Linked DNA regions of Mus musculus: region 2 is linked to region 1. A link is a loop called in an ENCODE intact Hi-C map of the cell type or tissue named here. Cell type or tissue: left cerebral cortex. All regions are shown on one strand. Links, peaks and the distances in the headings refer to the core of each region. The heading gives the core; the rest is flanking DNA.

Region 1 (16,131 bases), core at 3,979-11,978:
CCTAGTGAGGAAGTGCTTGCTTTGTGCATTTCATTCTTCCACTTCTTCCTCCCTCAGAACACACACAATCGGCACTAGACAGGAACATTACATTGTTTGATAAGATTACCCACTGTAGAGGTAGCCCATGCCTTTAATCCCAGCACTCAGGAGGCAGAGGCAGGAGAATCCCTGACTTCAAGACCAGCCTGGTCTACAGAGTGAGCTCTCAAACAGCCAGGACCACCTAGCAAGACCCTGTCTCAAACAACAAAAAGATTATTCTTTGAAATACTAGACTCGGGGGCTGGAGAGATGGCTCAGGGGATAAGAGCACTGACTGCTCTTCCAGAGGTCCTGAGTTCAAATCCCAGCAATGACATGGTGGCTCACAACCATCTGTATTGGGAATCTGATGCCCTCTTCTGGTGTGTTTGAAGACAGCAACAGTGTACTCATATACATGAAATAAATAAATCTTAAAGAAAGAGGTTAAAAAAAAAAGACTTTAGCTGGGCAGTGGTGGTGCACTCCTTTAATCCCAGCACTCAGGAGGCAGAGGCAGGCGGATTTCTGAGTTAGAGGCCAATAGATAAAAGTGCATGCTTACAAGCCTGACAACCTTAGTTCGATTCCTGAAACCTACACGTGAGGAAACAACTGAAAGTTGTTCTCTGACCTCCACACATGATGTATTGCACAGGCGCGCACACACACACAATATATATATCATAAAAGTAAGTCCCTTTCTAAAACTTCTGCAATTTTTTTTTTCTGGTTGCTGTCAAAACTTAACCTGAAATGAGAAGAATGTGTGGATTCACACAAGAGATTTAAACACCTGAATTCACACATGAACCATGTTATACCCTAGATTTCACTGGACCACTTAAGATTTTTTTCATAGCCCTATCTGGCCTGGAACTCCCAGAAAACACTTGCATTTGCCTCCTGAGTGTGGAGGTTTAAATGTGTACTCACACCCTGTCATGATATGCTTTCTTCAAAATATGCTTTAAGAGCTACTAGAGAATTGCTTAGTTGGATTTGTTTGGTTTTTTTAGAGTATCTTTAGTAAAATTGAGTAAGAACCCCAAAAAACTTTTTGGAAATTTTTAAATTAAAAGGGAAATTAAGAGTACTTGGCCCAGATTTCTACGTCTTTCAGAGTAAGTTAGGTGGGCTGAGGCGATAGCCCAGACACCCAGGCACCCAAGCCTTGGCACTAGGTGTTCAGAAGCCATGTAATGTGGCATGGGAGGTGGGAAGGCAGCCCACAGGACCAACACGATGCATCCCAAGTCATCCAGCCACCACGTGCTTGCTGTATCAGAGAGCCAAGGTTTGATTTAAAGACCCTGATTCCAGCATAAGCCTCCACATGCTGGAATCACGTGCAGGCCCGCAACCATACACTGACACCACATACACTTGAAGGGCAAAAACCTCACTATAAGGCGTGGCTTGTATTTCTGTAACAGGTTTAACTTATAATCAATATTTTGCTTTGATACTACCTAAAATTTCTTATTCAGAGTCATCTCCTGTACCACTGAATCGAAGAAGTTCTGGCAGGCAAGGAGGTGTCCATGAACTGTCTGCTTTTGAACAACTTGTCGTGGAACTGGTACGGCATGATGATAGCTGGCCCTTTTTGAAACTGGTTTCTAAAATCCAGGTAATAATATTAATATAACTAGACTTTATAGGGCTGGCAAGATGGCTCAGTGGGTAAGAGCACTGACTGCTCTTCCAAAGGTCCTGAGTTCAAATCCCAGCAACCACATGGTGGCTCACAACCATCCATAATGAGATCTGACGCCCTCTTCTGGTGTGTCTGAAGACAGCTACAGTGTACTTACATATAATAAATAAATAAATAAATAAATAAATCTTTAAAAAAGAACTAGACTTTATAAACTATGCTTGTATTACCTGACTTACATTTATATGATGTAGTCTTTATGGAAACGTTGATAGATGATTGAGCTGCCATGTGCTGGGACTTGAACCCGGGTCCTTTGGAAAAGCAGCCGGTGCTCTTTTCCAAGTCATTAGTTTCTACTTTGAGAGCTCCAGAGCAAGAATCTGAAGGATTAATTAATATAGAATTAATTAATATAGGATTAATTAATATAGAATAACATCTTAAAATTAGCTTGTGTTGTGTGTGAGAGTTGAGTGATGAAGACAGGACCCCACCTTAAGTTAGGAACAGGTAATGAGTAGCAGTCTTAATAGCAAGCGCCTTTACCCAGCAACCCCTATCCCAAGGTAACAGCCCAGTCGAGCCTAAGGCTTTCTCTGTACCTGAAGATTGCCCTGAATTCCAGCCTTTATCTTTTATAGATAGTTTTTGTCATCATTTAAGTAAACATTGTCACTTTCTATTCATTACTATATAGATGCAATAATGCTCACTAATAAATATTATGGGTAAATATATATATATATATCAATCAGGTTTTTTCCTTTCATAATAAATTACATGTATGATGGTATTAAATGAGCTTCTACATCATTATAATGACTCAAAATATGTGACATAGTTTAATGGAATAATAGTATTCAGAAGTTGATATTGTTTTTCGGGTATAAAATTAATTTAACCATATATGTCCAATAATTTCTTTGTACTGTGAAATACCTTATTATTTTACAGGTCCCAGACTACTATGACATCATTAAGAAGCCCATTGCCTTAAATATAATTCGAGAAAAAGTAAATAAATGTGAATATAAATTAGCATGTGAGTAACCTATCATTTCCTTTTTAGTGCTTTTAAGAGATGTTGCTATTTTTATTTTGTTTTAAATTAGTACATTAGTATAGGCTGTTTGGCAGCCCAGGAGGTTCCTCAAATGCTCATTAGTACATACTGATGTACACACTGAGGTGGAAGATGGATGGGTTAAATAAAGAGGTTGAGTAGTTAAGAGACATTCTGTAGAGTCTGGTCCTAGTGGGGAAGATTTTGGCTTTAATGCAATGATTAACCACGGGCCTCCTGGGAATCTGGGCCAGGCCTCTGTCTGCAGCGGAGAGCTGTGGAAACACACAGTGCGCAGTGTCAGCAGGAGGGTCTCCAAACCTTTATAAGTGAACAGCTTTAAGCTCAACTTCTCTTACCTTGTTTCAGTCTCTTCTTTTCTGACTTCCCTTTTCCTAATGAGCTTTCCACATTTTTGTTTGTTTTTCTCTCCAGCTGAGTTTATTGATGATATTGAGTTAATGTTTTCAAACTGCTTTGAATACAACCCTCGGAACACAAGTGAAGCAAAAGCTGGAACTCGGCTTCAAGCATTTTTTCATATTCAAGCTCAAAAGCTTGGACTCCACGTCTCACCCAGTACTGTGGACCAGGTTAGCACGCCACTAGCTGCAAAGAAGTCACGGATCTAATTTTGTCCTTCTAAAGGCAATACGTGAAGAAAAAGATAAATCGTTCATGAAATGGAACATTAAATCATGCTCTAAAGCAGATACGTGTATAAAGCAATAACAGCTGGTTGACCACATGCAAGTGTGGCCTGCACTATATTCTCAATTTACTATTAAGCACTCAGGAGAATGTAGGAAAGATTTCCTTTGCTACAGTTTTTGTTCAGTATCTACTAAGTTTTATAGCTGTATTGGGTACAGTCCTGGTTTACAGAGGCTTTTGTGCATTTTGAGGTCATTCATGTGTTCAGGTATCCTGAAAAATATTTTTCAACTATGATTTATTTTGTCATTGAGCTTTAGGAGTTTCAGTCATAAGGAGGCTTTGTCTCCACAGTAGCTCTTGTAGATCACAGCTTAGAGAATGTGTCTAAAGACTGTTTCATGAGCACATGGTTTCAACACTACACATGAATGAATCCAATTCTCTAGCTCTGACGTGCTGTAGCCAGTGCCTGCCGACTGAATTTATTAACTAGATATTTATTTAGCATTCAAAGTCATTTGTGAATTTGTTTTGTATTTATAAAATTTATACTTGGAAGAATGTTCTTTAATTTTTTAAACATTTTACTATGTTTCTGTTTTATTTCTTGACCAGTCTTAATGATTTAAAAATAAAAATGCCACCCTCTCTAACAGTTCTGTTTTACAAACGATAAGTTTCTGTGTACAACTTTTCTAAGTGTGCAAATAAAATGATACATTTTTTCAAGTTTTCTGAATTCTGAAGTTTTTGCAAATTAAAATCATGCTTTTGTCTGTTTATACATACAGATCATAAAAGCCATACAGTGTTTCATTGTCTGGGTAGAAGATGCCTCCAGTTGGTGGCAGTGATATTCTTGCACAGATTCACACTAGGAGAGAAGCATGTTGAATCCTGAGATTGCAGACATATATCACTGTGCCTGATTCCAAATACATGGTTGATTTCAATGGTCTTTGTGGTACAGGCCTGTAATCTTAGCATTCAATAAGCCTGAGGCAAGAGGATCACAAGTTCAGGGCCAGCCTGCCTGGGCTACACAGTGAGAAGCTGCCGATGGTAGTTTGAATGTAAATGGTGCCCATGGGCTCTGGATTGGAACACTAGGACCAAGTGGCTTCTGTATGGAAAGGCTTAAGAAATGTGACCTCAGCTGGACGATGGTGGCGCACGCCTTTAATCCCAGCATTCCAGAGGCAGAGGCAGGCAGATAGATATCTGGGTTTGAGGCAAGCATCGTCTACAGTCAATTCTGGACATTGAGGGATACACAGAGAAACCCTTTCTCAAAAAAAAAAAAAAAAAAAAGGAGGAGGAGGAAGAAAGGAAAGAAAATGTGGCCTTGGTAGAAGAAGTGAATGAATGGAAACAGTTGGAGGAATGGATGTCTTGGGACAATTTTGCAGATTATGTGTTGCTTAAAATGTAATGTAACTGACACAGAGCCCAGAAAGCTATTGTGTTTTTGGAAAAGTCTCTGCTGAACTGAACTTGCTAACATGCTTCCTGTTGTGGTCTGGCCAGTGGTAAATGTACTGCAGTGATGTTAAAGGGCTCTGTAGAACTTTATACCTCTCTGGATGTTTATACGCATGCAGTTTAGTTTTCAGATGTGGTATGAACTGAGTGCTTCTGACAGCAAAAGGCAGAGGTACTAGTGTCCAATTTTTAAAAAAACGTTTTTTTTTTCTTTTTTTATGTGTAAGAATTTTATACTTAAAGTATCTGTAGCTTTTGGGGTGAAAAAAAACTTTTCTTTGCCTTACTCCCAGTTTGCTCCCCCTGCTTCAAATGCTCTCAGTTTCCTATGCCTGCTACCAAAGTCATGATTGATCCCAAATAACTTCTTATATAAATTGCTTTGGTCATGGTGTTAAATCACAGCAAGCATTGACTTTTTCATTGACTACTATTGCAACAAATGCCGGATGGAAAGAAGTCAAAGTCGATAGTCTTTGTACCTAATAACTGTGAAATGCCTTTTGTATTAAATAAACCAGTTCTGCAAGATTTCTTGGTTCATCTCTCCATTTTTCAGAAGAGGTTAAAACTCACATCATTTTTTTTTTAATTCAGTCAGGTAGGTACCTTCAGGAAGATGTGAATACAGTTTTATTTTTGTGGAGAGCATAAAAGATCAAATAGAAGAAATGAGGTATAGGTGTTTGGGTCCATTCAGGTCTCACTTTCTAGGAAGTTACAAAACAATGGCTGGCATGGACTCATGATCTGGTTTTTCATTTTGTACCCCAGTCTCCTTTCAAGCACTAGAGACCAAACTTGGGTCTTAAATGTGCCAAGCAGGCAGCACTGAGCTCCATTCCGGACCCCTGTCTGCCTTGTTAATTGGTAGTTGTAGGGCGCAGCTGTGTGGCAGTTTTACTTAGTGTTATCAACGAATGCTGAAGTGAGAGTCCTGGAAAGGAGCTGGCCTCTGAGCTGTGGGCTCCAGGGTCCTCATTTAATGTCTACGCATATGCAGAAACGTGAGACCAACATTGGGGTGATTGTGTCTCTGTCATAGAGATGTATGGACACGAATTTCAGAGTGGATGGAGGTCAGAGGACCATGCTAGGGAATGGGTTCCAGGATTGCTTGCAAGTGCTCTTCCCCTTCAAACCACCTCACTGGCCCTATGTTTGTTATTTGAGACAAAGTCTTACTCTTCAGCCGAGGTTGTCCTGGAATTTACTGTGTGTAGCCCAAGTAGGTCTCAAATTCATGGCAATTCTCCTACCTCAGCCTTCTGAGCACCAAGATTGTAGGAGTACATCATCAGACCTAGCAGGAAACAGAAGCTTAAGACACATAAAGCTTTGAAGGTATCAGTTCTGCCAATATAGATTTGTTCTCTAATTCACTGCCAGTGTTAAGAATATTCTACCTTTTTTAGAGAAAGAAGTGGAACATAATGTTCGCTTGCACACCCTGAATACATTCATTTCATAAAAATGGCAGACTGCTTCAATTAGTAGTAACAGCCTGAGGAAGGTTACATTTAACCTGTATCCCACGGTAGCCATTTGTGCTTGCCATTCAAGAGAACATGCGGTAGAGAAGAGCGGAAAACAAATGCGAGGCCATCAGCATGCAAGTATGCATCAGCATGTCAGAGATGGAGGACCACCAGTAGGCAAGTAATGGAAATGTATTAGCATGTTAGATGACATGTAAACAGTAATTACATCACTGTTTTTCTTGGTAACAATTTTGTCTTGGAAGATAATAAATTTGCTACCAAAAAGTGTTTGAGAAGACACCTAGAATATGAATAAACATCTGTAAAGTGAAAAGTTCTAGACCAATGATGGGAAGACTCGGTGGGGAAGTGCTTGCCTCTGCACAATGGCCTGAGTTTAATCTCTAGATCATAAGAGAACCAACTCCAAAAGGCCGTCCTCTGACCTCCACAAGTGCATCATGATCTCCGAGTGGTTTTAAAGGAAGCTTGTGAGGCATGGGCAAGTGTGCCTTTAATCCCAGCACTCAGGAGGCAGGCAGACAGGTCTCTGAGTCTGAGGCCAGTCAGGTCTAAAAAAAGATGGTATATGGACTGGAGAGATGTCTATGCAGTTAAGAGTTCTAGCAAAAGGACTCAGATTTAGTTCCCAGCACCTATATCAGGCAGCTCACAACTATACTTCCGCTCCAGGGGATCCACTGCCCCCTTCTGGCCTGCAAGGGCACATGAACCCAGTTCTCCCAACCTATAGACACATAAACACAAGTGTTAAAATACATCTTTTGAAAAGAAATAAATCTTGAGCTAGAGAAATTACCCAAGGAGCTAAAGGGATCTGCAACCCTATAGGTGGAACAATATGAACTAACCAGTACCCGGGAGCTCTTGTCTTTAGCTGCATATGTATCAAAAGATGGCCTAGTCGGCCATCACTGCAAAGAGAGGCCCATTGGACTTGCAAACTTTATATGCCCCAGTACAGGGGAACGCCAGGGCCAAAAAGGGGGAGTGGGTGGGTAGGGGATTGGGGGGGTGGGTATGGGGGACCTTTGGGATAGCATTGAAAATGTAAACGAGGAAAATACCTAATTAAAAAAAAAAAAAAGAAAGAAATCTTTTGAAAAGTAAGATCGTGTGTGTGTGTGTGTGTGTGTGTGTGTGTGTGTGTGTGTGTGTGTGTGTGCTGAGTAGGACTTTTGTTGTTGCTTTGTCCTGCTTTGCTTTCAAGGCAGGGTTTCTGTGTGTATACCCTGGCTGTCCTGGAACTCACCAGACACCAGCCTGCCTTTGCCACTTGAGTGCTGGGAGTAAAGGCATGTGCCACCACTCCCTAGCTTTAAAAAGGACTTTTAAATGTAACCCATTGTGATGGTTTGAATAGGGATGGCCCCCATGCGACTGTACTGCTAGATAAACACTTATACACATTCAAATTCTCTTGTTCTTGCCAGTTAGTGGTGACACATGCCTTTAACCCCAGAGACAGAAGGTTTTCTGTGAGATCAAGGCTAGCCTGGTCTACAAAGTGAGTCCAGGGTCTAGGACAGCCAGAGACACATAATGACTGTCTAGAAAAACAAAACAACAACAACAACAAAAATCTCATGGTGTAGCCCTGGCTGGCTTGGGACTCAAAAGGTGCCTCTGCCTCCCAAGCCTCCCTTGCAGAGAGCTATGTGGCCATCAGTCACGTAGGCAATGCCCAAAGCTCCTGGTATTCTGTCTGGACTTCACCCCAACAGTTAGCTGGCAACAGCCAGGTAGCGCTTCCTACTATAAAAGGAGCTGCTTGCCCCCTCCTCCCTCTCTTACTCTCCCCTCTTGCTCTCCTGCTCCCCCTCCCTTCTCCCCTCTCCAAGTGGCCATAGCCAGCCTCTGCTTCTCTCCTCTCTCCTCTCTGCCTTTCTACAATAAACGCCTTAAAACCATGGACTGCCCCTTCTCATGGGGATCCGCTATGCTGGAGCAATGGAGCAGGTCTCCCCCTCGAGTCTAACCTCCCATCAGGAGGCTTCCCTGCGCTCCAGCCATGGCTTCTGCCAACCCAAGCTGCTGGCTGAGCAAGCCCAGTGGTAACCAGCCAGAGCCCTCCTCCTGCCCTTTTCCCTTCGGCCCCAGGCCAGAGTCCGCCCATGGACTCCTGATCTGATCTCAGCTCTTCCGAGGCAAACAGTGGCATCTGGGTTGTCCAAGAACTTGAGAACCTGTAGCCCTTGGCCTCCATGCAGGCCCGGGGACCCCAGCCAACTCTGGCTAATTCCGTGGAGACCTTACCCAAACTATACCTTCCCCACCTCCTGTGTGGGGTCTTGCAGCTTCTCATAGCCTTATGCCTGCCCTGCGGTGCCATGGGGGCGAGTGCAGTCAAACTTCCAGAGTCCCGCCTTGCCCTTCGGCCCTAGCCTCAAGCAGTTGTGGGACCCCATTTTTGACCTACAAGTAAGATGGAATAATTTCCCTATGTCCATCACCCAAGCTTAAACAAACATCAGTTCCCCCACCAGCCTTGTTCTATTGTCCTTCCCACCACTTCACCATATGGTTATGAAAAAAATCTCATTTGTTCCTCTACTTCCATAAATAACTCAAGATATATCACTAAGAGAAAGGGGGCTCCAAACAAAAAAGAACATGTAAATAGCTGAACTACTTGATTTTAAGATTTATTTATTTTATGTATGTGAGTACACTGTAGCTGTTGATTTTAGATGCACCGGAAGAGGGCATCAGATCCCATAACAGATGGTTGTGAGCCACCATATGGTTGCTGGGAATTGAACTCAGGACCTCTGGAAGAGCAGTCAGTGCTCTTAACCGCTAAGCCATCTCTCCAGCCCTTTTTGTTTGTTTGTTTGGTTGGTTTTTGGTTTTTTGAGACAGGGTTTCTCTGTGTAGCCCTGGCTGTCCTGGAACTCACTTTGTAGACCAGGCTGGCCTTGAACTCAGAAGCATTCCTCTGTTTTGTGTAAAAGTCATTTCGCATTGGGTAACTTCAATGTACACTGGATGACCTTAATATAAGTCTGATGCTTGCCTTGAGGAATTACATTCAGATAAACACTCCCTTGTGTTCACATCTGTTTGTCACCCTGATTCCCCGAGGGTTGCGGGACCCACGGAGTCCAGCCTTCGGCAATGTTCTGATTCTGCAGTCAGTACACAAAGTCTCAGTGTCAGGGCAATGCATTTGGATATAAAATTCATTGGGCATTGAGTTCCAGCTAGTCCGCCTGAGACACATTGTGAGAGATGATAATATTCCCTCCCTGAGTTCTCTAACACCATCAGTTACCACAGCTGACAAATGATACTCCTTTTATAACTTCCTCCTGGAAAACTAAAGACTCTCTGAAGACTCCCTGAACCCCCAGGACACTTGAAATGTGAGGAGCAAATGGCTGTAGGCGCCTTTAGCTCAGGTTCTTGGAACGCAGCTTCTCTTTTCACTAAAAAGAATAGTTCACCGTAGCAGATTCCAGATGGAATCTGGTCTACAAGGCACTATGAAGCAACAGCACTGTAATGAAGGCTGTCAAAAAGGAGCATTTGGTTTTTAAATCAAAGATGTTCTTACTCCCATGTCCATACCTTTTATAGCCCTGGCTCTCCTGGAACCCAGAGAGTCAAATGCCTCTGCCTCTGAGTGCTGAGATTAAAGGCATGTGCCAGTCAACACCCAGCTACCATAGGTATGACTCCTTAAAAAACATTTTAAGTGATTTATATATTCTTATTTTATGTACATTAGCTTTTTGCTTGTGTGTATGTCGGTGTGAAAGTGTCATATCTGCAAGAACGGGAGTTATTGACAGTTGTGAGTCGCCATTTGGATGCTGGGAACCCCTGTTCTCTGAAAGAGCAACCTTTTCTTTCTTTTTTTTTTTTTTTTTTTTTTTTTTTTGGTTTTTCTGAGACAGGGTTTCTCTGTGTAGCCCTGGCTGTCCTGGAACTCACTTTGTAGACCAGGCTGGCCTCGAACTCAGAAATCCACCTGCCTCAAACTCAGAAATCTGCCTGCCTCTGCCTCCCAAGTGATGGGATTAATGGCGTGCGCCACCACTGCCCGGCCATTTATGACTTTTAGTGTGCTAGTTCTTATCAAGAAAGTATTTACTAACTTTTGCAGCATTTATTGGAGAAACTCTACTAGGGTAGTTCAATTTCTTCCATACATTACAATTAGAGCCTGTGGTTGTTTGAATGTTTGGTCTATAGGAAGTGGCACTATTAGTAGGTGTGGCCTTGTTAGAATAGATGTAACCTTGTTAGAGGGAGTGTGTCACTGTGGGAGTGGGCTTTGAAGCCCAATTATCAAGAGGCCCTTCTAGTTGCCTGCAAGAGTCTCCTGCTGTTGGGTGTGGTGGCGCACACCTTTAATCCCAGCACTTGGGAGGTAGAGGCAGGCGGATTTCTGAGTTTGAGACCAGCCTGGTCTACAAAGTGAGTTCCAGGACAGCCAGAGCTACACAGAGAAACCCTGTCTCAAAAAAAAACAAATAAAAAAACCAAACAAACAAAAGAGTCTCCTGCTATGCCTTTGGGTCAAGATGTAAAACTCTCCACTCCTACAGCACCATGTCTGCCTATAGGCTGCCATTCTTCCCACCATGATGATAGTGGACTGAACCTCTGAAACTGTAAGTCAGCACCAATTAAATATTTGCCTTGGTCATGGTGTCTCTTCACAGCAATGAAACCATTAACTAAGAAAGAGCCTTTCCAAGTTTCTTTTGTTGTTAAGAATAATTGATATTTATTCTTTGACAGTTGCCTACATACAATATATCTTGATAATATCCACCTCCCAACCCCACCCCCACAACCCCCTCCCTCTAGCACATCTTCTTCTTCTCAATAACTCATTGAGTCCAATTAGTGCTGCCTGCATACCCATGGATGTCATAGGATATGGACTACACTGTGACCCCCAAGACTGTGTTATTTACTGAAAAAAAAAAAAAAAACACCTTTTTCTAGTTGTGCTGTGGCTCATCCCTTAGCACACACCTTTAATCCCTCTGCCTGGAATACAGACACACCATCAGTACATGCCTTTAATCCCAAACAATGAAGGTAAAGTTAGTTGGTAGAAGGAAGCAGCCATGTTTAAAAGTGAGGCCTGATAGAGGGGCAGACAAAGTGATAAATCAGAGAAAGACTTGACAAAATAGGATATGCCCAACTCTCACAGGAAGAGAAAGAGATGTGACTCAAGAAAGAGCAGTGCAGAGCAGGAGACAGGTAGTTTTACTGAAGCCGTGGTACAGAGACAGGATGCAGAGAGAGAACAAAGTGGACACAGGTGAAGACAGAATGAGCCAGAGAATGAGAAGGAGCCAGAAGATTAGAACAGATTGCAAAAGTTAGTATGTGGCCAGGCAGAGTAATTCATTTAGAAGCTGAGAGAAGCCAGTTTGAATCAGTCAGCATGGGGAGGAGTTTTGAGCCCAAACAGCTGAGCTGACCAGCCAGCCAGAGATCAGAGAGAATTAGGAACCTGTGAGCTTATTCAGCAGTAAGTCTCAGAGGCTGAAAACATTGTAGGACTAAATTAGATTGACAGAGGCTAGAAGCTTCCAGGACTAGTCCTAGGTTAGCCAGACAGGGGCAGTTAGCCTTGGATACTACATTAAGCAAATACAAGTTACTTTTACACATGGATGTAGGTCCATCCAAGGAGCAAACTACCAGTGGCCACAACTCCAAGTGGGAATAACTCCCCTGGTACCCATCAACAGCCAATAGTTTTTCAGCTAGGGTTGGGGCCTCATGAGCTCTTCCTCCGTTCATGTTAAGATGGTCACTGGCCTGATCTCACCAAAATCTAAGCATGGCTACTGTGAGTTCATGAGTGCAGTAGACAGTCATGTCCAGAAGACGGTGTGTTGCAGCGCTCATCCCCAGTCTCTGCCTCTCAATCTTTCCATCTCCATCTCCATCTCTCTTCAGTGGTCCCTGAGCCATGGGGTGGGATGTTAAGATAGATATCCCATCTCTAGCTGAGCGCTCCACTACCATTTGTTTTCAGTACTCCAACCGGCTGTGCATCTCTGCATTAGTTGCGGTCCACCGCAAGAAGGAGCCTCTCAGACCCAGACTAGGAGCAGTCTACAAGCACAGGCATAAAGTGTTCAGAAGGCAGTTCGGCAATGGTCCCATTTAGTAGAACAATGATAGTTGGCTCCTACCCCAAGGGCATACACCTTCCCAGCCATGGGCTTCTGACCGGAATTTACAGTCCAAGACACGAATTCCCTCCTGTGGAACTGGCCCCAAATATGAGCAGAGCTTGGTTGGTTACCCTACAGCAGTCATGAGGCTCTTACACCGGTGCACAAGTTTTATCTGGTAAATCGGGGTCCATTGCTAGTTAAGAATTACCCCGTGAAACTTCATAACACCTTCCCACACTATGAAAATGACCAGCCGTGAGGGCAGTGTCTTAGTCACTGTTCTACTGCTGTGAAGAGACTCCAGGACCAAGGTAACCATTACAAAAGAAAGCATTTAACTGGTGCCTTGCTTATAGTTTCAGAGGTTTAGTCCAAAATCACCATGGCAGGGAAAATGGTGACATTCAGGAAGCAGTAGCCAGGAGCTACATCCTTTTCCCGCAGACAGAGAGAGACAGTGGGCCTGGCGTGGACTTTTAAAACCTCAAAGTCTACCCCCAGTGGCACATTTTTTCCAAAACGTTCTAATGCTTCTCAAATAGTGCCTCTCCCTGGTGACTGAACAGTCAAATATATATGAGCCTGTGGAGGTCATTCATTTCTTCTACTCAAACCACCACAGAAGTTTACCGGTCAATTGCAGCTCAGTTTTCCTATGTCCTTTAAAACATAGTGGTTGGGACTGGAAAGAGCACCGGCTGCTCATCCAGAGGTCCTGGGTTCAAATCCCTGCAACCACATGGCAGCTCACCACCATTTACAGCTGTGCTCCCAAGGGATCTGATGCCCTCTTCTGGCATATAGACATAGAAGAAAGGTTTTTTTGTTTGTTTTTTGAGACAGGGTTTCTCTGTATAGCCCTGGCTGTCCTGGAACTCACTTTGTAGACCAGGCTGGCCTCGAACTCAAAAATTCACCTGCCTCTGCCTCCCAAGTGCTGGGATTAAAGGCGTATGCTACCACAGCCCGGCAAGAATTTTTTTTAAAGAAAGAATTTTCACATGAAAGAAAAAAAAACAAACAAGCATTAATGCTCATTTACTTATTTAAGATAACACTTCAGTATGTACCACAGGCTGACCTGGAACTTGCTATGTTGATCATGCTGGCCTGGATGAGATCCACCTGCCTCTGCTTCCCAAGTACTGGGATTAAAGACGTGCCAAATTCCCTTTTTGCTGCAGATTATAGACTAGTGGGTTTTATATGGCTTTCTTCTAGATCCTTAGTTTTGGTTCGTTCTCATCAAAGAGCATGGGCACTGTCTTAGTTACTGTTTCTGTGAAGAGACACCATTACCAAAGCATCTTAGAAAGTGTTTCGGGCTGGAGAGATGGCTCAGCGGGTAAGACCACTGACTGCTCTTCCAAAGGTCCTGAGTTCAAATCCCAGCAACCACATGGTGACTCACAACCATCCCCATCCGTAATGAGATCTGACACCCTCTTCTGGTGTCTGAAGACAGCTTCGGTGTACTTACATAGAATAATAAATAAATCTTTGGGCTGGAGCCAGCAGGGGCCAGAGGGAGCAGAGGTCCTGAGTTCAATTCCCAGCAACCACATGATGGCTCACAACCATCTGTACAGCTACAGCGTACTCATATACATAAAATAAATAAATAGGTTTTTTTTAATTTGTTCCTTAAAAAAAGAAAGAAAGAAAGAACGTGTTTCATTGAGGCCTTGCTTATGCTTTCAGAGGCTATGTTCTTGATTTTCATAGTAGAAAGCATAATAGCAGTAGCTGAGAGTTTATATATTATTTGCAAGATGGAGGCAGGGGTGGGGGCTGGGCCTGTCATGGGCTTTTGAAACCTCAAAGACTACCCTCAGTGACACATCTCCTTCAAGACTCATACCTTCTAATCCTTCCCAAACAGTTCCACCAACTGGGGACCAAGCATTCAAACATATGAACCCGTGGGGATAGTCTCATTCAAACCACCACAGCTGAAAAGTGAGTTCTCATCAAGAAGGGATTCGTCCCAACCCCTCTCCCCTGTCTCCACCCCAGCCCTTGCTTAAACCTTTAACCCTTCTACTGTCCTTTTGACTTATTCTGCTATCCCTTTCCACACATAGGGCCTATGCCTCTACCTTCTCTCATAAGCCCTTTCTAACTTCCTGATCTCCACACACAGCCTGAATTAAATGCACAAACCTAAAAGTTCAAAGCTCTGATCCACGCATGAGAGCAAGCACATGAGAGAACACGCATTGAGAAAGAGCACGGGCGGTGGCCTTTCTGTGCCTGGGTTACCTCACTCTCTTCCAGTTCCATCCATTTTTCCTGCAAAGTGCATAATTTCACTTTTCTCTATAGATGACTTGTACCAGGGCATGGGTCATATGTCCGTTATCCAGTCACTCGTTGAAAGACACCTAGGCCGATGGTATCTCCTAGCTGCTATGACTAGCGCAACAATGAGCACAAACATTGAAGGTGAGTTCCTCCCATTCTCCTTTCTCTAGTCAAAACTAGTTTCAGTAAGATCAACTTTTGACTTGTGAATTTGATTTTATGTAATAGCTTTGTTTTTATGTGTATGAGTATCTTTGTGTGCTTGTGTGCGTGCCACATATGTGTCTAGTGACTTAATAGGTCAAAAGAGAGCACTCTGGGGAACCTCCTGGAACTGGGGCTACTGATGCTTGTGAGCTACCATGTGGCTGCTAGAAACTGAACCCATGTCCTCTGCAAGAGCAACAAGTGCCGTAACCACTGAGCCATCTCTCCAACCTCAGGTTTTTGTTTCTTTGGTTTTTTTTTTTTTTTTAAAGTGAGAGTTTCAGGTCAGCAGACACTAAATATTGATACCTGTCAAGATAAGCTTGTAAGGGCTGGTGAGATGGCTCAGTGGGTAAGAGCACCCGACTGCTCTTCCAAAGGTCCCGAGTTCAAATCCCAGCAACCACATGGTGGCTCACAACCATCCATAACGAGATCTGACTCCCTCTTCTGGAGTGTCTGAAGACAGCTACAGTGTACTTACATATAATTAATAAATAAATAAATCTTAAAAAAAAAAAAAGATAAGCTTGTAAATGTTGTGATAGTTGAGAATGTTCAGTGCCTAAGGTCTTAGGTTCATTCCGCACCGCTTCATATAATTAATGTTCATATCTTGTCTGGCATGGCAGCTCAGACGTATAACCCCACTACTCAGGAGGTTGAGGTAGGAAGACCACTGAGAGTTTGAAGCAACCTGGACATAATGATTCACAAACTGGTTGAATGAGGTCATTTCTTTATTTTATTTTTATTTTTATTTTTTATTTTTTGGTTTTTCGAGACAGGGTTTTTCTGTATAGCCCTGGCTGTCCTGGAACTCACTCTGTAGACCAGGCTGGCCTCAAACTCAGAAATCTGCCTGCCTCTGCCTCCCAAGTGCTGGGATTAAAGGCGTGTGCCACCACCGCCTGGCTCATTTCTTAAATATAATTACTTAATTTGTTTAATAAATGTGTGTCATCTTATCAACCTATTGACTGCATAACTTCTCAAGCCCTGGAACTAGAGCACACATAGGCATCATCTCTCAATGCTGGTCTCCCCAAGCAACTTGCCTTTCCTTACAAAGAA
Region 2 (16,131 bases), core at 3,880-11,879, 55 kb after region 1:
TTCTCCTCTGAATATCTCTGAGTATTTTTCTTTTTTACTTCCCTCCTAACATTTTTTTATGCTTTGGACTCTTTTTAGCACCTCTAAAAATTTGAACTCTAGCATCTAAAATGGTTCCTGGCACACAAAATTATCCAAATGAAAGGTTATTAAATTAATAAACTTTCTTGTAATCTGAAGAGAATATGGGCTATCATGAATTTCTATTCAATCTCTGGATATTTATTTTACTTTAATCAGGGAATAATCAAGGAAATATACATCTTTTTTAAAGTCCAAGGTTTAGGTGGGCAGTGGTGAGGTACACCTTTAATCCCAGCATTCATGAGAGAGAAGCAGGTGGACCTTTGAGTTCAAGGCCAACCTAATCTACAGAGTGAGTTCCAAGATAGCCAGGGCTGCACAGAGAAACCCTATGTGGTGGTTTGAATATGCTCAGCCCAGGGAATGTCACAATTAGGAGGTGTGGCCTTGTTGGAGTAGGTGTGGCCTTTCATGTTTATGTGGGCTTGAAGACCCCTCTCCTAACTGCCTAGAAGATAGTCTCTTCTGACTCTCTTCAGATCAAGATGGAAAACTTTAGCTCCTCCAGCATCCTGTCTGCACGCTACCATGCTTCCTGCCATGATGATGATAATGAACTAAACCTCTGAACCTGGAAGCCAGCCCCAATTAAATGCTTTCCTTTATCAGAGTTACCTTGATCATGGTGTCTCTTCCTAGCAATGGGGAACCCTGACTAAGAGGGAAGGTACCAGGGGCTGGGGTATAGGCCTGACCATGGTTTTGTTTGGAGGAATGTGGGTTTGGAGACTTTGGAAAGCACTGGAATGTTTCAAGTAGGGCTTAATGGACCATCCTAGTAGGAATATGGAAGACATTGTTGCTGAGGGTGATTTGAACTGTGGGGCCCTAGCTCAGAAGGTTTTAGAGAAGAATTTTAGTATATGGCCTAGAGACTATTCTTGTAATTAAATATATTTGCTATTTTTTTGCCCTTGGCTGAAGAGTCTGCCTAAGGCTAAGGCTAAAGTGAAGAGAATCAGATTAATTGCATTAACAAAGGAAATCTCAGGCTGGCGAGATGGCTCAGTGGGTAAGAGCACTGACTGCTCCTCTAAAGGTCCCGAGTTCAAATCCCAGCAACCACATGGTGGCTCACAACCACCTGTAATGAGATCTGATACCCTCTTCCGGAATGTCTGAAGACCACTACAGTGTACTTATGTATAATAATAAATAAATCTTAAAAAAAAGAAAAAGAAAATCTCAAAAAAGCTCAACATAGATGTCTCTGGTTTATTCTCATGAAGTACACTTTGATCAAGTATAGCAAACTTAGAAAGGAAAAATACAAAATGTATGGTTCAAGTAATAAAGGGGAACCAGGAAGTGAAATGGAGCTAAATCCTGTGTTCAAGGAGATAAACAGATTAGTGGAGTAGTGACCTCAGGGCAAGATCCCGCCCAGCTAAGTTATTGTTTATGAGTTTGCAGTTGAACAGGGGATAGTTATATTATGTCTGGCATTATTAAGAGCTGGTTATTGTTTTCATTTGAACTTTTAATCTGGGATGAACTACAGTCCAGAAATAGAGGGCACACCTGTGATCCAGATCTTGTGGCTGGAAGACACAGGCTTTTGATCTGGACCTTGAGGCATAGTAACTGTCCCAGGAGACAGAGGCAAGCAGATCTTTGAGTTCAAGACCAGTCTGATACAGAGCAAGTTCTAAGCACAGCAAAACTTAGGTCTAGGTGTGGTGGTACATGCCTTTAATTCCAGAACTCAGCAAACAGAGGCATGCAAATCTCTGAGTTTAAGGATAGTTTAACAGAGCAAGTTCCAGGACAGCCAAGCCTAAGCAGTAAAGGATATAATAGAACAAGGGGACCATGTTCCAGCTCCTGAAAGCAGCAGAACTCAGCAGCTTCAGCCATGTGACTCTAGATTTAGAGTCAAGAGTAGATGAGACTTCTGGGAAAATTGATGCTGGTTAGCTGGAGCTAAGAAATCAGCAGTGATTAAGAAGAGACCAACATCACTGAGATAAAATCTTCTGGGAAGTGTTTTCTGAGAGCTCAAAGAAGCTGTATTCCAGAGGTGGCCAAGGTTGTACCCCATTCTCGCAGGTAGACTTGGTAATGTGTAAGACTTACCCAGATGGTACTAATTTTGAAGACATGAAGGGGGTCATGAAGAGCAGCTGAGGCTTGGCACTGTGAATGGCCAGGAAAGATAACTAGTGAAGGTGCAGCCTCAGTTGCAGTTAACAGCTAAGGACTGAAGGAGTCATGCAAAGAAGTTAGGCTTGGCACCATGAAGGGAGCTTATGAGAGGCACCATGAAGAGAGCCTATGAGAGGCTATTGGGGTGAGTCATCCAAGGCCTAGAGTGCTACAGAGGGAAGAGCTGGAGAAGTGACTCAAGCCCTTTGGAGGAGTCAAGAAGATCACGTGTGGATCTCAGATATTGGAACAAGAAGCTGTAAAAAGTTGAAGTCGCCTTGGATACCTCAAGATGTTTGAGATATCAGAGCTGTGGGATACCTGCTAAGAAAAGCTGCCAACAGGGAGTAGAAGCAGCCAAAGAGAAAGAATTGTGTTGCAGTCAACAGAGATGAAAGGAGTTGGAGATCTGAAGAGAGCATTGACATCAGACATGGAGATGCTGAGTTTGGAGTTTACCAAGCTGGTTTTTGGTTTTGCTTTGGTCCAGAATTTCCTCATTATGACGTTTGGAATGGTAATGTATATCCTGTAATGTTGGAGGTATGCAATCTTTTTTATTTTGATTTTATAGGGGATTATAGTTAAGTGATTGGATGAATCTCAGAAGAGACTTTGAACATTGTTGAGACCGCTACAGACTATGGAAACTTCTGAAGGTGGACTAAATGTATTTTGTATTATGCTATGGCTAGGAATGGCCCCCATAGACTCAAGAGTTTGAACAAGCCTATGGGAGCCAGGGAATGGAATGTCTGGTTTGAATATGCTTGGCCCATGGAAAGTGGCACTGTTAGGAAGTGTGGTCTTCTTGGAGGAAGTGCATCATTGTAGGGGTGGACTCTGAAGCTCCACCCAATGCAAAAGAGTCAGTCCTCTCCTGGCTGCACTCAGATCAAGATGCAGAACTCTCAGCTCCTTCTCTAGCACCATGTCTGCCTGGATGCTGCCATGCTTCCTGCCATAATATTAATGGACTAAACCTTTGAACTTGTAAGTCAGTCCCAATTAAATGTTGTCCTTTATAAGAGTTGTCTTGGTTGTAATGTCTCTTCACAGCAATGGAAACCCTAACTAAGGCAGCCACATTTGCCTAAATGAGGTCATTCCACAAGGAGTCATCACCTTCCAATGTGTAAAGACAGAAATGACTGTGGCCTTCCTTGCCATGTGAAAATGTAGACAGTCTTCCCTGAGAGCCTACTTTTGTTAGCTAAGATGCTGTCTTAGTTAGGGTTTTACTGCTATGAACACACATCAAGGCAACTCTTATAAGAACCACATTTAATTGGGGCTGGCTTACAGGCTCAGAGGTTCAGTCCATTATCATCAAGGTGGGAGCATGGCAGCATCCAGGCAGGCATGGTGTAGGAGGAACTGAGAGTTCTACATCTTCATCTGAAGGCTGCTAGCAGAGTACTGGCTTCCAGGCATCTAGGACAAGGGTCTTAAGCCCACACCCACAGTGACACACCTACTCCAACAAGACCACACCTCCAAATCGTGCCACTCCCTGGGCCAAGCATATACAAACCATCACAGATGTCAAACAGACACATTTAAAATAGAGCTGCGCTGACGAGGTGTAGGGGGGCTTCCATCGCACTGTTTGTGGGGCTTTCAAATAGACAGTGATCTCACTAGCCGCCTTGGATGATTACACCCCCAAGACGATACACGCTACTCATGTGAGAATGAGTGTGTGCATGCACAGGCCCAGTCCTCGGGAGTTTGCAGCCACAGCCTTTCTGGAACTATTCGTCTTGAAATGTTTCAAATATATAAAAATGGTAAGCCAGGTGTAGTGGTTCATACGTGTAATCCATCTAAAAATCTGAAACAGGGAACTGGGAGGCTAGCTCACTGGGTGAGAGCATTTACATGCTACTCAATTCCCCAGAACCTGGAACCAATGTAAAAAGCTAAGAATGACTGACTGCACATACCCTGTAATGCCAGTGCCACAGAGAGCAGAGGAAGATCACAGAGTCTCATCCCGCTAGCCTACAAGTCTGTCTCCAGGGAGCAGTGGAACATTCCGTAGGACACTCTTTCTCCTCCCCCAGCCTTCAAGCCCACAACTATTTATATATGTACATGAGACCCTGTCTAAAAACAAACGAAGGAAGAGCTCAGCAGGTTAGGCACCTGCTCTGGAAACCTGGGGACCTGAACCCACATAAACTGAAAGAGAGAACCAACTCCGAAAAATTGTCCTTCTGACCTCTACGCATGCACTGAAGCCCACACATATACATGTCACTCCCACACACGCACATACATGTATTCACGATAATAATAAGAACAAAATTAATAAGTAAGTCTAGATCCAAAAAAGAAACTAAATGTCACTTTGCATTTAACTATCACGTCTCCTATAGTCACTTCTGAAGTTGAGCCTTCCAGTCTTTGGAGCTAGGCGAGTGGCCTTCCTATTCATTTTTATTTACTTCAGTGGAGGTCATATGTAAATGAGGTCATATGTAAGTGCAGGTCCCAGCAATTTGTTATCAGCATCAATTGCTTTTTAGGTAAGTTCTCTTCATACAATCGGGCTGGCCTCAGACTCAGGCTCCTCCTGTCTTCATCTCCAGAGTCACCATTTTTTAGACAAGTGTTTACAGAAATGGAGAAGGCAGTTTGTGCTGAATGTAGCTCTACTCAGCTCTTAGCTTTGACCAATAAGTACATCCAGTAATATGTGTTAATACCATAGACATACATAGTGACAGGTGCTGGCAGACCAGAGAAACAGCATTCCATTTAGGACACACCCGAATCTAAGTAGTGACAGGCTATCTAGGTGATAAGACTGGGAGATGGGACCTTTTAAGGTAAAGAAAGATAGCCTGCTTTAATCCCAGCCATCAGGAGGTAGAGGCAGGCAGATAGATCTCTGTGGGTTCAAAGCCAGTCTGGTCTACAAACCAAGTCCAGGACAGCCAGGGCTCTGTTACACAGAAAAACTCTGTCTCAAAAAAACAAAACAAACAAACAAACAAACAAAAAAACAAAATACAAACCTAAGATGGCCTGGGCTGGGCTTCAGAGCAACTTGTAGGACAGCCAGGCTACACAGAAAAAAAAAAAAAAAGTTTCAAACAAAAACAAACAAACGCCAAGAAAGTAAATAAGTAAGTCATATGCGGATAAGATGGTGAAGATAGTTAAATGCAAAGTGACATTTAGTTTCTTTCTGCTCTTTGGCTCTAGACTTACTTATCAATTGCCAGTGCCCACCAAGTAGCTTGTAACCCATCTATAACTAATGGCCTCTTTTAGCTTCTGAGGGCTCCAGGTGTGTACCTGGTGCACACACAGGCAGGAAAATCTCTCATACACACAAAAGAAACTAAAAATAATTTAAAAAGGTAAAAAGCCACCAGTAGAGATGTGACCGGGGATCCCCGCAGTGGGTGACTATCCCCAGAAGAGACACTTGTGCGCATGAGTGAGTCTGAACTCTGGGATGCATCTGGGAACGGAGCAGCTGATCCCGCTGCAGTCCCAGGAAGATCAAGGCGGGCAGGGCTTCCCAGGGGGGAGGAAGGAAGGTTGGACCAGATAATGAGACAGCAACAAACCCTACTCCCAAGCTGCTAGTGGCTTTTCGCTCCCATGTGGAGTAATTCTTAAGATGGAGCTAGAAGAGCTAGGGGCGGAGCTGGAGTCAGATAAACTGGAGGATTGAGCAGAGGTCAGCTGAGGAGCCAAGCCCCGGCCCTCATCACGCCTGAGACAAGCCGCCTTTGAGGAAGACCTGAGCGGGCACTGGAGCTGGGAGCCAGGGGCAGGGATTCAAGAATCTTCATCAGGAAGAGAAGGGGCCCACGAAGAGACAAGCTGGGAGTAACGCCAATTCAGTCAGGGTGGTAGGGAACAAGTGGAAAGAATCTGTGTCCGTGTCAAAATGGAACCGCTAAGTTAGCCAACTCCGAAAGCAACACATGGCCACTCGCAGGAAGCTTGCGGTATAGAATACATTTCTGTACATATTAAAAACTAGGGAGCTGGAGTGATTAAAAATATGTACTACTCTTGCAGAGGACCAGAGTTCTGTCCTTATCACCCATAGCCAGCACCTATAACTCCATCTCCAGATGATCTGACTCCCATGGTCACCAAGACTCACATGTATACACCTCCCTATACACGTAATTCAAACTAATACTTCAAAAAAAAAAAAAAAAAAAAAAAAAAGACAGCCGGGCGTGGTGGTGCACACCTTTAATCTCAGCACTTGGGAGGCAGAGGCAGGCAGATTTTTTCTGAGTTCGAGGCCAGCCTGGTCTACAGAGTGAGTTTCAGGACAGTCAGGGCTATACAGGGAAACCCTGTCTCGAAAAAAAAAAAAAAAAAAAAAAAAAAGAAATTCCATGAGCACATTTGCTCAGCAGAGCAGATAAGAGTGCTTGCCTCCAACCCTCATGGCCTGAGTTTGACCCCTGGAACCCATATGATAAAAGGCAGGACTGACTGGCACAAGTTGTCTTCTGACTTCCACACATGTGCCATGACACATGCATACCCGCAAACATGAACACAAATAAACATAAGAAAACATGTTGCTGTTCAGTCAATGAACATGTTGCTGAACAAATGACCACAGCACATCCACTCAATTTATCAACTTTAATCAGGTTGGGAAGCATTGAATGAAATCAACTGTGGCGGTGCAGGTCGAGAGTTTAAAGTCATCCTTTGGTTACATCATGCGTTCGAGTTCAGCCTGGGCTACATGAGATCCTATCTCAAAACCAAACAAGCAACAGCAAAAGCCAGACCCTTCACTGTGTGGGGGCTGTAGTTCAAGCTTAGAGGCAGCATGAGCATAAGAAGTGTGTGAGCGTCACTGCCATGTTCTCTGCAGTGAGCTCTTCTCCTCAGAGAAGTGACTCATCATGGCGAGATTATCACTGCTAAGAAACCAACCCCCAGCACTGCATTTCGCCTCCAATTAATTATGAAAACAGTCTTGCTACAGTTACGGAAAAGGGAGACGTGTGCTTCCCCCGTAGGTTAAGGGGAGAGCTGTTCACTGGCAACGTTTCCTGTAAAGAAGAATTGACCGCTCCTGCTCCCCAAGGGCGGGGCTTTCCAGTGGGGGCGGGGCGGAGGCTTGAACAGCTGCACATTTCCAACATAGTATTCCCTACATGGTGTCAAGTGACTGGGAACAGGGTTTCAGCCACTCAGGATGACTTAGTCAGCCCCTTAGTCATCAGCTGCTTAGAGGCAACAATGAGAAGCTTGTGTTTGTGTTTCTGTGTGGGGTACAAGGGACAAAGAACAGCAAATACCCACACACTGCAGTGCTGATCCTAGCTTTCCTCTCAAAAGCATCCTTAATCGTATATATATCAAAGATAAAATCTTTTTAAACTTCAAATCTTATTTAATAATGAATTCTTTCAAAACAAATTATACAAGACAGAGTAGCTGACTGGGGGTGGGTTTTGCCACCATTGTCTTTTTTTTTTTAACATGCCATAGAATCTATTTTGACCATAATATCCCTCCCCTAACTTGTCCCCCCCATTCAGTTTTATGTTCTTTCTATTTATATATAGAAAGAACATAATATATATACATATATAATCATATATAATTTCTTAAATATATATAACAGTTTGAGTGTGCATATGTAGTTGAAAATAGAATATATACTGCAGTGTAGCTGTACATTATTTCCAAATAGTTGTCTAGAAATTCCCTTTTCCCCTTCCTTACTAAAAAGGTTACACATGAATAATAACCAGAAAATATTTCTAACTTACAGAAGTGTACACAGCCAATCTTCCATCACTACCCTTGTTCAGTCTCCCTCTCCTAGCCCCCTGCCCCTATAGAAGATGCAAATCCAACATTACCATCTCACTGGCTTTTGCACAAAAGGCAGATTCCAAGAGGAAAAGTCAGGAGTCACTAAGCATGAATCCCACTGTGGACACACCCCTGGGGAGCGCTAAGGAAAATCGTGGCCAAGTGTCTGAATATAGATCAGGCCAGTTCCAGGGAGATGATACGAGAGCCAGTCATCTCTGGGATTGCTTCTCCCTGCCCGTGCCTCTAACTAGCTGCTCTCCCTCAGACAGCTCTAGTCTCCCAGCCGTGAGTAGACACCATCACAGAGCTGTGAAATGAGACCAGGTGTGCAGAACACCAGCAAGTCACACCGGGAGGAACCCAGTGGTTAGTAGCTTCCCGTCCTCCTCCATGTGGACTTGGGTACATCAGAAGCACATACTGACTTATTTTTAACGAAGTTCTATTTCTGGATGTTTGCAGGGAAAGTGATAATCCCATGCACACCCTGTTATAGAAGGTAAAGGGGTGTGCCTGTGCCCCCACCGTGCTGCTCAGGCTATGACAGTGGAACACAAGTAGTAGTGTAGAGTTAACTAGAGGAACGGAGAAACCAACAGATGTATGCAGGAGTTCAGTTCAGAAGAGTATTTAGGATTTAGAAACCCTGTTAACGCCAGGCGTGGTGGCGCATGCCTTTAATCCCAGCACTCAGGAGGCAGAGGCAGGCGGATTTCTGAGTTCAAGGCCAGCCTGGTCTACAAAGTGAGTTCCAGGACAGCCAGGGCTACACAGAGAAACACTGTCTTGAAAAACAACCCCTGTTAACTGTGCTTATGTTATAGCTTGGAAACCTGTACAGTTAACTAACTGATTCAAAGAACACACTAAATGCCTTAGGGATGCTCCACTCCTCGGGAGAATTGCATTAAAAAAAAAAAAAAAAACTAGATTGAGGGAGCTGGAGAGATGGCTCAGTGGTTAAGAGCACTGACTGCTCTTCTGAAGGTCCTGAGTTCAAATCCCAGCAACCACATGATGGCTCACAATCATCCATAACAAGATCTGATGCCCTCTTCTGGTGTGTCTGAAGACAGCTACAGAAGACTCATATATAATGAATAAATAAATCTTAAAAAAAAAAACAAAACAAAGAACAACTAGACTGAGGGCTGGAGCCATGGCTCAGCTGTTAAGAGCAGTGACTGCTCTTCCAAAGGCCCTGAGTTCAATTCCCAGTAACCATATGGTGGCTCTCAACCATCTGTAATAGGATCTGATGCCCTATTCTGGTGTGTCTGAAGACAGCTACAGTAGTGTACTCATATAAATATAATAAATAAATCTTTTTAAAAAAATAGATTGTTGCTGGGCAGTGGTGGCACACACCTCTAATTCTATTACTCAGGAAGTAGAGGCAGGTGAATCTCTGAGTTTAAGAGTTCAAGACCAGGGCTGGTGAGATGGCTCAGCGGGTAAGAGCACTGACTGCCCTTCAGAAGGTCATGAGTTCAAATCCCAGCAACCACATGGTGGCTCACAACCACCCATAATGAGATCTGACCCCTCTTCTGGTGTGTTTGAAGACAGCTACAGTGTACTTATGTATAATAATAAATAAATCTTAAAAAAAAAAGTTCAAGACCAGCCTGGTCTATAGAGTAAGTTCCAGGACACCAGGGCTATTATATAGAAAAAAAAAATGCCTGTCTTTAAAAAATTAAAATAAATAAATGAAATGAAAATTTGACTTTTTTGAGACAGGGTTTCATTATGTAGCCTTGGTAGTCTCAGAAGCTCTGGGAACCTCTAAACCTCAGAAATCCCACTCTAGTGCATCTGAGAGCTGGGGTTAAAGGTGTGTGCTACCACATCTTTTTAGATAGCAGTTTTAGGTTGGTGGCAGTTCTGGGCTGTAGGAGCAAAGACACCTCATATACCCACTACCCCCACACAGCAACACCCCACAACAGTCAGAGACAGTGTTTCATTTTGTGGGCCTACACAGATGTGTCCCTGTCACAGCACCACAACTCACTTTACAGTTCATCTTTAGTATGGCAATTGTAGGTTGGACAAGTGTGTTCATACCAGTGTATGTAATAGAAAGCCCTTAGGTGGAGGTCAAGACCAGACCTCGCCTTAAAGATAGATAGATAGATAGATAGATAGATAGATAGATAGATAGATAATGATAAGTAGATGATAGATAGATAGATAGATAGATAGATAGATAGATAGATAGGGTAGATAAGGTAGATGATAGATAGATGTTAGATAATGATAGTTAAATAGATGATAGATAGATAGATAGATAGATAATGATAGGTAGATAGATGATTGATTGATAGATAGATAGATAGATAGATAGGTAGGTAGATAGATAGATAGATAGATAGATAGATAGATAGATAGATAGATAATGATAGGTAGATAGATGATAGTAGATCTGCCCTGTGCTTTTCCCACTCACCACCACCACCCTCCCTGAGCCCTGGCAACCACTGGTCTTGTCCACCAGCTCCATAGTTTCCTCTTTCCTAAGGTACAGTTGGAATCATACACTGGGCGTGGTTGCCTGAATCATACAACGTCCTTGGCTTCTCTAACTAAAAAGTATTATTTAAGTATTAAGGTGCCCTATGTCTTTTCATGGCTTTGAATCTCATTTCTTTTTTAGTGCTGAGCTAATATTCCATTGTCTGGATATACTACAGTTTATCCACTCACCGTGTAGGACATTTGGTAGGGAGTGTTGCATATATATGAGACAGGGTCTCATATAGCCCATGATGGCCTGGTACTCCTACACTCTTGCCTCTACCTCCCAAGTGCTGGGATTAACTACAGGTATGTATGGCCATCCTGGGAAGGCATCCTTCTTAGTGTGTGTATGCATGTGTGTATGTATATGTGTGTGTGTGTTTGTGTATGGGGGGGTGTATGTAAATGTGTGAGATTACATTCACCTTTTGAATCCTTTAAAACTCTTTCTCGTTGAACCTGGAGGAAGGCCATCAATCCTCTGTCTCCACCTTCAACAGTGAGGCCATGCTCTCAGTTTGTTATGGGTGCTGGACCCAAACTCAGGTCTTCAGCCTTGACCGTCCCTTTTGTTTGTTTGTTTGTTTGTTTTATTTTGTTTTGTTTTCGAGACAGGGTTTCTCTGTGTAGCCTTGGCTGTCCTGGAACTCACTCTGTAGACCAGACTGGTCTCGAACTCAGAAATTTGCCTGCCTCTGCCTCGCAAGTGCTGGGATTAAAGGCGTGCGCCGCCACGCCCGGCCCCTTTTTTGTTTTGAGGCAGGATCTCACTTGAAGTCTCCCCGGCCCCTTAGAACCAACGCTGATTTTGATTTGCTGATTCTGCCTCAGCCTCCGAAGCGCCAGAATCACAGGTTTGTTGCTAGCTCACCCAGCCAGATGCGTCTTTTATAGATGTTTTCTTGCATTTTTTATTTCTCATTCTCCAGTAATTATTTTTAAATTATTTATTTAATGTTAATGAACACACCCCAAATCCATTCTATAGTTCAACAGGCAAGATCCTGTAGTAAGGCTGAAGTAGCTTGGTAAAGCTGACAGAGAAATCCACAGCCATCTTCCACGGTGTGAAAGGCCAAGCCCGCCCTCTAGTGGTTCCCTCAGCAGAGCCACACACCACTAAAGCTTTGTAGACTCGTGGCAATTACAACTCTCTATCTCTACTATTAAAGTAGAGAAATGTTTTAGGTTTTTGTAGTGCCAAATTCATTCTTTAGTCGGAGTGGGGGCGGCGTGTTGTTTTTTTTTTTTTTTTCAAGACAGGGTGTCCAGGAACTAACTTACTCTTGTTCAGGCTGGCCTTGAACTCACAGAGATCTGTCTGCCTCTATCTCCTGAGTGCTGGGATGAAAGGTGTATGCCACAAGATCTGTCTCTATCTGAATTTATTTTTTTATTTTTTAAAGATTTATTTATTATTATACGTTAGTTCACTGTAGCTGTCTTCAGACACACTAGAAGTGGGTGTCAGATCTCATTACAGGTGGTTGTGAGCCACCATATGGTTGCTGGGGATTTGAACTCAGGACCTTTGGAAGAGCCTTCAGTGCTCTTACCCACTGAGCCATCTCACCAGCCCCCTTTTTAATTTTTTTAATTATTTATGGGGTTGGTGAGATGGCTCAGCAGTTAAGAGCTCTTCTGAAGGTCCTAAGTTCAAATCCCAGCAACCACATAGTGGCTCACAACCACCTGTAATGAGAAACAAATGAAAAACCTTTGGGCTGAAGCAAATGGGCTGGATCGAGTGGTGGCTCACAACCATCCGTAATGAGATCTGATGCCCTCTTCTGGGGTGTCTGGAGACAGCTACAGCAAGCAGGGACGGAGGGAGAGCTGGAGAGTTGACTCAGCAGTTAAGAGCACTGGCTGCTCTTGTGTACTTACATATACTTATTTATTACATATAATAATCTTTAAAAAAAGATTGATTTATTTATTATTTTTTAGTTCTTCCCCCTCGCCTTCTCACACTCGATCCAGTCCATTTGCTTCAGCCCAAAGGTTTTTCATTTGTTTCTCATTACGGGTGGTTGTGAGCCACTATGTGGTTGTTGGGAATTGAACTCATGACCTCCGGAAGGGCAGTCAGTGCTCTTAACCGCTGAGCCATCTCTCCATATATTCACTCTTCACATATTGTTGTGGGGCAGTCACCAGAGAAGACAGCTCATACTTGGTTACAAGCTAGTAGAAAGTCTTTATTAGCCAGTGTGTTTGGGATCCTAGGGTATTGCTGAGCCTTTCTCGGGGTGAGCTTTTAACACAAAAACCATGTTCTAGCACCACATACTTCAGTTAACAAGACAGCCAGAAACAGAGCGACAAAAACAAAAAAGCAAAAAAGTTAATATATTTAGATACTTTCCCAGAATTCTGGACTTTGATGAATTAAGTCTTTGTTTTCATTTTGGCATGTGGTGTTGTCTGTGTGCTAAAGTTTACAGCCTGAATGGCACTTCCATCATGGAGTCAGTTGTGCTAAGGTCTGGGGCCCTGTCAAAATATATAGTTCAGGCTCAGCCTCCTGGTCTCAGCTGCTTCACTCTTCTGAGTCCTGCCATCTTTAAAAACAGGATTTTATTTTATTTTATGTGAATGGGTGGGTTTTTTTTTTTCAGGCATGCTTTTATAGGTCAGAAGAAGATGTCAGAACCCCCATCTCCACTCCATAGGTTCATATATTTCAATGCTTAGTCACCAAGGGTTGAAAGTCTTTGAAAAGATTAGAATAATTAGGAGGTGTGGCCTTGTTGGAGGAAGTGTGTCATGGGGAGTGGGGGGAGGCTGGTAGAAGTATCAAAAAGCCCATGCCAGGCCCAGCCTACAGATCAAGACATAGCTCTTAGCAACTTCAACACCAAACCTGCCTACCTCCTTGCTCCCCACCATGATAATGGACTTAAGCCCCAGAAACTCTAAGTAGAACCCGATTAAACACTTTCCTGAGTTGGCTTCGTTACGATGTCTTTTCACAGAAATAGGACAGCGACGAAGACAGATTTATCTCTTTATTTCTTCTGCATCTCCACATTTCTGATAGATTACTGCTGCCAGATTAGGTTATATTCAAGGCAGGGCTATTGGAAACCTGCTCTCAGGTTGGCAAATTCACTGGCCCAAAGGACCAAAGCCAAGGAAGTCATCATGGGAAAGGGGGCAGGGGATAAGGGGAGGAGAAAGAGAGGAGAAAGGAGCATTCTTGCAGAGAGAAAGAGAGAGAGATTGACTGATTCCAGAGCAAATTGCTGATGTGGACCCTTAGGCTGGTGTGATGTTCCAGAGCCTTTCTGGACTTGCACCAAGTCTCTTCCCTTTCAACACAGAATCTGACCCAGGTCTTTGTATGAGGCAGGAGCCTACCAATGAGCTACACACCCAGTCTCCTTATATTTCGTGAAGATGTATTTGTTCTCTGTCCTATCCTCTTGGGGCCAACTGTATGTCATTAGTCCTTAAAAGCAGTCTCATAAACTAATTTGTAATTGGTTGTTTGTGGATAAGCCTAGTGTAGTAAATTGCTTCAATCAAGGTGAATCTGTCAAAGTCCCAAGAGGAAACAGGTGGCACACTCAATTAGCAGAACTCAAGGGAGGGCCAATGTAACACAGTTTCAGGAGAGTGTGCACTGCTGTCTGGGGGAACAGCAAGGCTTTCCTCCTGGGAGCTGGGAGAAGGGAGGGAGCCGTGGGGAATTTCCCACTAGCCCTAGTTGAGCTTTTGAGGATGAAGTGGGCAATAACTCCATCCAAGCTGTCCTCTTTCAATCTCCATGGGGCATTTCTTTGGTTTGGACTCTAGTGGCCTGCACTGAACAGGTCTATACAGGTCAATGGCTCTGAAGAGCAAGATGAGAGGGACTGGAGAACAAGCAACTCCTAGACAAATAGAAGATACACACATTCATGCTGCACCAGTAGGGTTCTACTGCTGTGATAAACGCCATAATCAAGCAACGTGTGGAAGAAGAGGGTTTTTATTTGGCTCACACTTCTACATCATAGTGCATCATCACGGCAAAGCAAGTCTCAAGGCAGGAAATGTGGAGGTAGGGACTAAAGCAGAAGCAATGGAGGAAAGATGCTTACCAGCGTGTTCAGCTTGCTCTCTTAAAGCACCTAGGACTGCCTGCCTAAGGGTGGCACTGCCCACAGTGAACCGGGGCCTTCCACATCAATCATAATCAAGAAGGCTTGATATGATGAGGAGGCATCTTCTCAAGTAAGGTTCCTATTAATCCCAAAGAGGAGAGGAGAAAGACTACCGACACCAATCAGCATGGCCAAATTAACTATAACAACCTATTAAAGGTTATAGTTGGGGCATAACCCAATCCTTAAGAAGCAGAGGTCTAAAAATAAACAGGATTGAACCCAGTTTATCTTTCCTAGATGGCCTTTAAGCCTGAGATGGAGACAAGCTAGCTCTTCAGTTCCCTCTTCCCAGATGACCCTAGCTTGTGTCAAGTTGACAAAAACTAACCAGCGCGCACGCAGGCATGATTTAGAAAGGCCCCTAGAATCATCTCACGCTGACTCCCCTCCTCATGCAATGGCAGGCTCTCTGGGAAGCACCAAGAAGACAAGACTTTGAGGGATGCTCAAAGGTTATCACCTCACAGTCCATGGCCCACCCCACAGTGACTCCAACACAGTTCACATGCAAGGGATCCAGAGATGCTGCTGCCTGTCAGGGACCTGCCGAGCAAAGGAGGCGCATCTGAGAACTCAAAGGGCAGGGAGAGCAGAGCCTTGTATCGCTGCAGTTCCAGGGGAGAGCTTGAGGTAAGGTCAAAGGAATTCCAAGAAATGCTTCTTCCATGTAAATGAAGGTTAAAGGTTAAAAAACAAAACAAAAAACAAAAACAGAAAAACCATTTCATTACGAAAATGAAGACGAGCTGGCAGTGGTTGTGCAAGAGGCAGAGGCAGCAGATCTCCAAGTTCAAGGCCAGCCTGGTCTGCAGAGTGAGTTCCAGGACAGCCAGGACTACACAGAGACCCCTGTCTTCAAACAAACAAACAAAACGAGCAAACAAATAAAAAGACAATGAAGATGGTAAGGCATAGAGGCACAGGCCTATCCCAGCACTAGGGAGGCAGAGATATTCCTCCTCCTCCTCCTCCTCCTCCTCCTCCTCCTCCTCCTGCTGCTGCTGCTCCTCCTCCTCCTCTTCCTTCCCCCATTTCCTCATCCTTTTCCTCCTTTTCTGCTGACCTACATCCATAGCCTGGCTTAATAGTGTCTCTTAAGTATGGTCCTTGTCTTAGTACTTTTTTTTTTTTTTTGGTTTTTTGAGACAGGGTTTCTCTGTGTAGCCCTGGCTGTCCTGGAACTCACTCCATAGACCAGGCTGGCCTCCAACTCAGAAATCTGCCTGCCTCTGCCTCCCAAGTTCTGGGATTAAAGGCGTGTGCCACCACTGCCCGGCATCTTTCCACTTTCTTATGTGCTGGTAGAAGAGGGTTTTTTTGAGCTGGGCAGTGGTGGCACATGCCTATAATCCTAGCACTTGAGAGGCAGAGGCAGGCAGATTTCCTGACGCCAGCCTTG

What was found. Peaks named below come from ENCODE experiments on the same cell type or tissue, not always from the same donor. Only the 100,000 strongest peaks of a DNase experiment are listed, where the experiment ranks them.
Region 2: it touches region 1 in a loop (4-fold over the local background); 32 of 42 quality-filtered maps call a loop at or near these places.

The regions. Positions count from the first base shown.
Region 1 is chr12:54,881,556-54,897,686 of GRCm38, reverse strand. It overlaps Baz1a (bromodomain adjacent to zinc finger domain 1A), which reads left to right. Exons shown (of 27, transcript NM_013815.2): 25 at 1,515-1,657; 26 at 2,642-2,729; 27 at 3,186-4,698. The coding sequence ends at 3,382. Among named protein-coding and RNA genes, the nearest start is that of Cfl2, 27 kb to the right of the region's middle. In left cerebral cortex, for the core only: a CTCF peak has its summit at 7,087 (motif pointing left); no DNase peak of the experiment used is centred there.
Region 2 is chr12:54,826,307-54,842,437 of GRCm38, reverse strand. No RefSeq gene overlaps it. Among named protein-coding and RNA genes, the nearest start is that of Cfl2, 29 kb to the left of the region's middle. In left cerebral cortex, for the core only: a CTCF peak has its summit at 11,673 (motif pointing left); DNase peaks (open chromatin) are centred at 6,112, 7,288, 8,353 and 11,652; H3K4me3 peaks cover 643 bases; H3K27ac peaks cover 1,088 bases.